2 separate regions of the Homo sapiens genome follow, and region 2 is linked to region 1. Evidence: chromatin contacts called from ENCODE Hi-C or POLR2A ChIA-PET data. All regions are on one chromosome and are shown on one strand. The core of a region is the stretch at or near the end of the contact, and the rest is flanking DNA. Distances in the headings are between cores, read along the strand shown.

Evidence for each region. A loop is a pair of places that touch in the nucleus more often than their neighbours do. ChIA-PET counts read pairs that join two places held with the same protein, here RNA polymerase II (POLR2A). Pooled maps may share reads with other maps.
Region 2: a loop to region 1 is called in a map of mammary epithelial cell, with 2.1 times the contacts of the local background. The contact joins two enhancer-like sites. A Hi-C loop is called at or near these places in 1 of 168 maps with a recorded cell type or tissue (mammary epithelial cell), 1 of 37 single-sample maps with no recorded cell type and 2 of 50 pooled maps. POLR2A ChIA-PET finds 5 or more read pairs at or near these places in 2 of 52 experiments (A673 and MCF 10A).

The regions. Positions count from the first base shown.
Region 1 is chr14:57,724,427-57,727,959 of GRCh38, reverse strand. All of the region lies in intron 1 of SLC35F4 (solute carrier family 35 member F4), which reads left to right. Among named protein-coding and RNA genes, the nearest start is that of SLC35F4, 140 kb to the left of the region's middle. Within about 2 kb of position 2,124, at least 2 of the 41 ENCODE cell types and tissues checked have a DNase peak (open chromatin) inside an H3K27ac peak, as active enhancers do.
Region 2 is chr14:57,831,350-57,834,955 of GRCh38, reverse strand. The region is part of intron 1 of SLC35F4 (solute carrier family 35 member F4); the gene reads left to right. Among named protein-coding and RNA genes, the nearest start is that of SLC35F4, 33 kb to the left of the region's middle. Within about 2 kb of position 2,008, at least 3 of the 41 ENCODE cell types and tissues checked have a DNase peak (open chromatin) inside an H3K27ac peak, as active enhancers do.

The DNA of each region.
Region 1 (3,533 bases), core at 875-3,374:
AGATCTCCCATACAGAAAATCAACCAAGAAACATTGGACTTAATCTTCACTGTGGAACAAATGGAACTAATAGATATTTACAGAACATTTCATCCAATGGCTGCACAATACATGATTTCCTCCTCAGCACATGGTTCATTCTCAAGGATAGACCACATGTTAGGTCATTAAACAAGTCTTAAAACATTCAGAAAAATGAAATAGTATCAAGCATCTTCTCTGACCACAATGGAATAAAAATAAAAATCAATAACAAGATATTGCAAACTATAAAAACGCATAGAAATTAATGTTCTCCTGAATGACCAGTGGGTAAATGAAGAAATTAAGGAAGAAATTGGAAATTGTGTTGAAACAAATGATAATGGAAACACCACATACCAAAACCTATGGGACACAGTGAAAGCAGTACTAGGAGGAAAGTGTATAGCTATAAGTGCCTATGTTAAAAAAGAAAAAAAAAAAGCTAAAAATAACCTAATGATGCATCTTAACTAGAAAAACAAGAGTAAACTGAACCCAAAATTAGTAGAAGAAATAAAAATCAGAGCAAAAATAAGTGAATTTGAAATGAAGAAAACATAAAAGATCAACAAAACATAAACTGGTTTTTTGAAAAGATAAAATTGACAAAACTTTAGCCAGTCTAACAAAAAATAGAGAATATCCAAATAAAATCAGAGATGAAAAAGGAGACATTACAACTTATATCACAGAAATTCAAAAGATCATTAGTGGCTACTATATACCAATAAATTGGAAAGTCTATGTATTAGGGTTCTCTAGAGGGACATAACTAATAGAATACATATATATATATATGTACATATATACATATATATATGAGCTTATTAAGTATTAACTCACACGATCACAAGGTCCCACAATAGGCCATCTGCAAGCTGAGCAGCAAGGAGAGCCAGTCCAAGTCCCCAAACTGAAGAACTTGGAGTCCGATGTTTGAGGGCAGGAAGCATCCAGCACGGGAGAAAGATGTAGGCTGGGAAGCTAGGCCAGTCTAGCCTTTTTGTGTTTTTCTACCTGCTTTATATTCTAGCTGTGCTGGCAGCTGATTAGATGCTGCCCACCCAAATTAAGGGTGGGCCTGCCTTTCCCAGCCCACTAATTCAAATGCTAACTTCCTTTGGCAACACCATCACAGACACACCCAAGATGAATAATTTGCATCCTTCAGTCCAATCAAGTTGACACTCAGTATTAACCATCACAGGTCCACCCCTTGTCAACTTGAACCCATACACATCTCCTGAGATCATACATAATCATTGAATAAAGACAATAATAAGGTCACAATCACACCTAAAATAATATAGCTATCCTTTGTACAACCATGAACACACTAATCACCAACCCAAATACTATTACATAAAGTTAACAATACTTAAATGCTGATATGAAGTCAATAAATCTTACGTCATGTGATAAAGGAAAAGGAAATAAAATATATTAGTACAAGTGTATATATGCACAAACATGTTTTTAACAAAAGAAGGAGGAAGTATTAATGACAATTGCAGTCCTTGTTTCTGCAGCTGGTCATGTGGTCATAGCTGGTATTGATGACTACCTTCTTCTACTACCCATTCTGTATTCCCTTTGCCTTCATCAAGCACCTCAGCAAGTCTGGTTTTTTTTCTGGTAGAGTGACCCAAACCTTCATTCCTGAAGGGTCTGGGTCATTTGTAGTCCTGCCTGGGTTGGGCTATTATAGTTTCCCATTGACCTTAATCCCAGGGCATGGTAATACTAAGAGATGCCCTAATGGATCTCCTGAATTCCGTGCATACTCTTCCTTGCCTCTGTTGTGGAGTAGTAGACTGATTTAGTCTTGATAGTCTGGGTCAATCACCCCAGCCAACACTGTAACTCCCTTCTTAACCTGTTGACTTAAAGGTAAGAGGATCCCAAAGTATCCAGTTGGCAATCCTAACTTCTAGTTTAATGGAATCATTGTTGTGTCTCCTGGAGGCAGTGTTCCTCCCTCTGGAAGTAAGACATCTAGGCCAGCAAAACTTAATGTTGTGAAAACAGGAAGCAAAAATTTTGCTAGTGAATCACTAGAGGTGATGGTGAGTCATGCCACTTGCACTTCCACCCCTTGATTCCTGAACCTATGAATCCTGGCTATGACAGAAACAGTACCATATATTGGACGCTGATTCAGAGTATACATGGCCTTCTGGAGAACTTTGCCCCAGCCCTGCAAAGTATTGTCACCTAGTTGGCATTGTTAGTGTGACTTCAAAAGATCATTCCACTGTTCTATTAATCCAGCTGCTTCAGGATGATGGGCAACATGATAAGACCAGTGAGTTCCATGAGGATGAGCTGACTGCCACACTTCTTTTGCTGTAAAGTGAGTGCCTGGGCAGAAACAATGCTGTGTGGAATACCATAATGGCAGATAAGGCATTCCATGAGTCTATGGATGGTAGTCTTGGCAGAAGCATTGCATGCAGGATAGGCAAACCCGTATCTGGAGTAAGTGTTTATTCCATTGAGGACAAACCTCTACCCTTTCCATGTTGGAAGATGTCCAGTATAATCAACCTGCCACGAGGTAGCTGTCTGATCACCCCGAGGAATGGTGCCATATCGAGGGCTCAGTGTTGGTCTCTACTGCTGGCAAATTGGGCACTCAGCAGTGACCATAGCCAGGTCAGCCTTGGTGAGTGGAAGTCCATGTTGCTGAGCCCATGTGCAACCTTCATCCCTGCCACCATGGCCACTTTGTTCATGGGCCCATTGGGTGATGAGGGGTGGCTGGGTAAAGAGGCTGACAGGTGTCCACAGAATGGTCATGCTTTCCACTTGATTATTAAAATCCTCCTCTGCTGGGGTCACCCATTGGTGAGCACTCACTTGGGATCCAAGTATCCTCACAGTTTTTTTACCACACCACAAAGAGGTCCATCCACTTATCTCTTCCCCAGATTTCTTTGTCATTGATTTTCCAATCATGCTTCTTCCAAGTCACTGACCATCAAGCCAAACCATTGGCTACAGCCCATGACTTATTATATAATCACATATCTGGCCATTTCTCCTTCCATGAAAAGTGCACAACCAGGTGCACTGCTCAAAGTTCTGCCCACTGGGAAGATTTCCTTTCATCGCTGTCCTTCAGGGATGTCCTAAAAAGGGGCTGTAGTGCTGCAGCTGTCTACTTCCGAGTGGTGCCTGCATATCGTGCAGAACCATCTGTGAACCAAGCCCTAGTCTTCTCTTCCTCTGTCAACTGACCATAGGGAACTCCCCATGAGGCCACTGGTGCAGGCTGGGGGGGAGAATGCAGGATGGCAGGAGTGGAGACCATGGGCATTTGAACTACTTCCTCATGTAACTGACTTACGCCTTCAGGACCTGCTTGAGCCCAATCACGTATATACCACTTCAATTTGATGATGGAATGCTGCTGTGCATGACCCACTTTATGGCTTGATGGGTCAGAAAGGACTCAGTTCATGATAGGCAGTTCAGTTCACATGGTGACTTAATGACCCATAGTCAAA
Region 2 (3,606 bases), core at 759-3,258, 110 kb before region 1:
CTGGGTTCAAGCAATTCTCCTGCCTCAGCCTCCTGAGTAGCTGAGATTACAGGCATGCACCACCATACCTAGTTAATTTTTGTAGTTTTAGTAGAGATGGGGTTTCGCCATGCTGGCCATGCTGGCCATGCTGGTCTCGAACTCCTGACCTCAGGTGATCCGCCTACCTCGGCCTCCTAAAGTGTTAGGATTACAGGCATGAGCCACTGTGCCCGGCCTATTTTGGTTCTCTGAGAAGCAATTTTTATACTGACATGCTGGATAGGAAGGATTTGATCTAAAAATAACATTGTTCTTTCATCATACTGGGACTTCCATTAAGTGAATGACGGTTTAGTTATACCATTGTCCTTTCTAACACCTGTCCTAATATCTCCCCTCCCTTCACTGGCAACAGAAATTAGGTACCAGTTCTACTGAGATGTTTTGCAATTGTCATCATTTTACTTTGTAAGCAAAAAGCATGTTTTTCTTTGTATTTCAAACTAAGGAATGCATGATTACCACTTTGGACCTCCTTGTGAGCATAAGATTTTACACTATTTGCACTGTAATAATTTATGACATTTTTATAGCTTACTGTTAGGGCTTGTACAAAGTAGAAGGAATGAATCTGTAGAGAAAAAAGAAAAAAATGAACACACCAATGTGCTGTAGTTATTCAGTGAAGTGCAAAATCTTGCAGGAGTTAGTTTTGTTTGAAACAGATTTTACTTCTCAGTACCCACTCTTTCTCAATTTTTACCAACTCAGTCCTTTTGGTGTTGACATTTTGTACTCTGGAGTTTTAAGATGTCATGCTTCATGACTTGTTCTCTGGGAAAGTGTTTCTTCTTGAAATGTCGGGTTGCTCTCATCTTAGGTGGAGTTTGGGGTCAGCCTTTGTTATTATTTTAATTTATAGACTTTTAATAATGAGGGTTGTTTCATTTGTGTTTCACTTAATTCAGCACAAGGTTTTGTAAATAGCCTCAGATTTATTTTAACATGTGAAGAGAGGGAACAAAAAGATTCCTATGGTAAAATTAAACATTTTCTCAAATTGAGGCTGTTGCTTGGTTTCTGTTCTTGTTAACGTGCATTTAAAAAATTATTTTCTGTGAAGCTAGTCTTCATAAAGGTGATTTGTGAATATATGAAAATGCAAGAGATGCACTAAAGTTGCAGTCTCCATGGTATATTTAAATATGCCAACAGCTACCCTAATGAGCAAATTTAGCATTTATCCAAATTGGAAAGCCAACGGGAGATTAGCTATGGCCATGGCTGGAGTCTGTATTCAAATATTCATTTGATATTGGTTGTAACTCCGGTGTATCCTCCTGATGTTGTGGATAGATTTATGCCTGTCAATTGAGGAGAGCATTTCTCACTCTCTGATATGCATCTGAGTCACCCAGGGGAGGTTTTTTGAAGTGAATGTCTCCCAGGCCTTGAGCCCCAGAGATTCTGAGTCAGTCATTCTGGGACAGAGCCCAGTCTTCTGTGTTTTGATTCATCAGAATCACCTGGGGAGCTTTTACAACATACCGATGGCTGGGCTCTATCCCAAAACACTGACTCAGATCCTCTGGGGGTGCAAAGCCTGGGTAATCTGTACTGATTTTCAGAAAAGAATGAAAATACCAAAATTATCTAGCAGAGATGGTCCTTTACAAGCATCATTTAATGTCACAGGATGTGCAGAGCTAGGGATAGGGTTAAGGTAATCTCATTAGGGACCGTGAAAGAATATGAGAATTCTGTCTGTCTTTAGTGAGATTGCCTTGCGATTAGATGATAACAAGGATGATGATGGTGACAATGACAACAACGTGACAGTAAGCTTTATACCAGTCATGCTTTTACTAGCTCTAAATAGAGAACTTTTGTTCTTGTTCTTTATGCATATGTGATTTTAGTTTGCCTAATTAATGTTATTTCAGGGACACCTGCTCTCGTGTTCCTACAATATTTATCATTAAAGAAATGAACAAATTCTCTAGCAATTATGAGGACTTGGAAAGAATAAAAGTACCCTGGGTCGTGTTGGCTAGGCTGACAGAAAATAATACCTGAAATATTTCACCACGTTTTCTCAAGGGCAAATTTACTGTAATGTGAAAAAATTTTTTATCAGTGAGTGTAATTTTACACATGAATTACAGTTCCAGCATTCTATTTTCAATTGCTATGTTTACTGCATCAGAAATGTATAGGGAATTTGTGTTCTCTTTTCCCTCATCTCATTTGTAGAGCCAGAACATGCAAAAATTGGAGTTGGTAAAAGTATTGTGCTAGGAAGATCAGGACTTTAGTTATCATTCTCTGTTTATTGTTTCTAATAAATTGTATTGTATATATTTGAGGTTTACAACACAATGTTATGGGATACATATAGATAGTAAAATAGTCCTGTCATAAAGCAAATTAACATGTCTATCATCTCACATAGTTACTTCTTTTTGTAACAAGAAAAGCTAAAATTTATTTATTAACAAAAATACAATATAATTTTCTTAACTATAGTCCTCATGTCATACATGAGATTCTAGGCTTGTTCATCCTACATATTCTTCTTCTATGTATTAATCTGTGACTTTGGACAAGCTACTTAAAGTCTTAGGGTCTTATTTTCCTCATGTATAAAGTGTTAATAATTTATCTGAAGGCAGGTGACTAGAGCAGTTAAACTCTTGAAGCCCATTCTGCTGCAAGTTCCTGTACTGAGTCTGCGGAAGGCAGAGGTGTGGCTAAGGCAACGTCAAGTGATGTGGGGTGGGCCGGGAGGGAGGGGCTTCAGAGCTCAGGAAGGCTGTATGTGCCTCCTAGCGTCCTTCAACCCTGGCCAACTTCTCCAATCTTGCTCCTGGTTGCTATGGTTTTTCCACATCTTCTGGTTTGTAGATTCATGAATTTATTAAATAATACGTGATAAAGCCTCAGTGGGACTCCTGAGTCATTTGTGAGGGATTAAAGACAATTTTACAGAGTTCTTTGCTGGCTTGGAGAGTTGCAGTGCTCAAAAACATGACTTGTGAAGACACGGATATACACTTATGATTAGGAAGCATTTTAGTAAAACATTCATGACTATTTCCTGCATTTCTATGGAAAAATAAATTCAATCACAGTAGGGTTTTTCACTTCATTGCTTATTAGAATGCATTCTTCTGCCTGGATAATATAAAGATAAAGTTAATGTTTCTTCTGTTTTGCAAAGGTGTTATTGGACCCACAAATATGCTCTGGTCTCTCAAGGAGAAAAAAGCTCCAAGGTTTTCACTCTTTAAATTACTGAAATAAAGGGAAATGATTACATGGTAATATTCCCTCTTGCTGCTTGAGAATTCCACAGAAAACAATAACACAGGATAGATTATTTACTGTGGCAGTTTGTGAAACATAGATTGCTGCTGTACTGCAAATTCTGCTTATCTCTTAAGAGCTGTCTGTACTGGGTGGCTTTAGTTTGTCCCTCCAGATTCACGCTTGGCCCTTCTCCACCCTCCTCTGTCCTGGGAGGCTATGCTGTATGCCTGCGTCTATCACTGTCTTGGTCAGCTTGGGCTGCTATCACAAAATACCAAAGATTCTGTGGCTTAAACATTGACATTTATTTCTCAC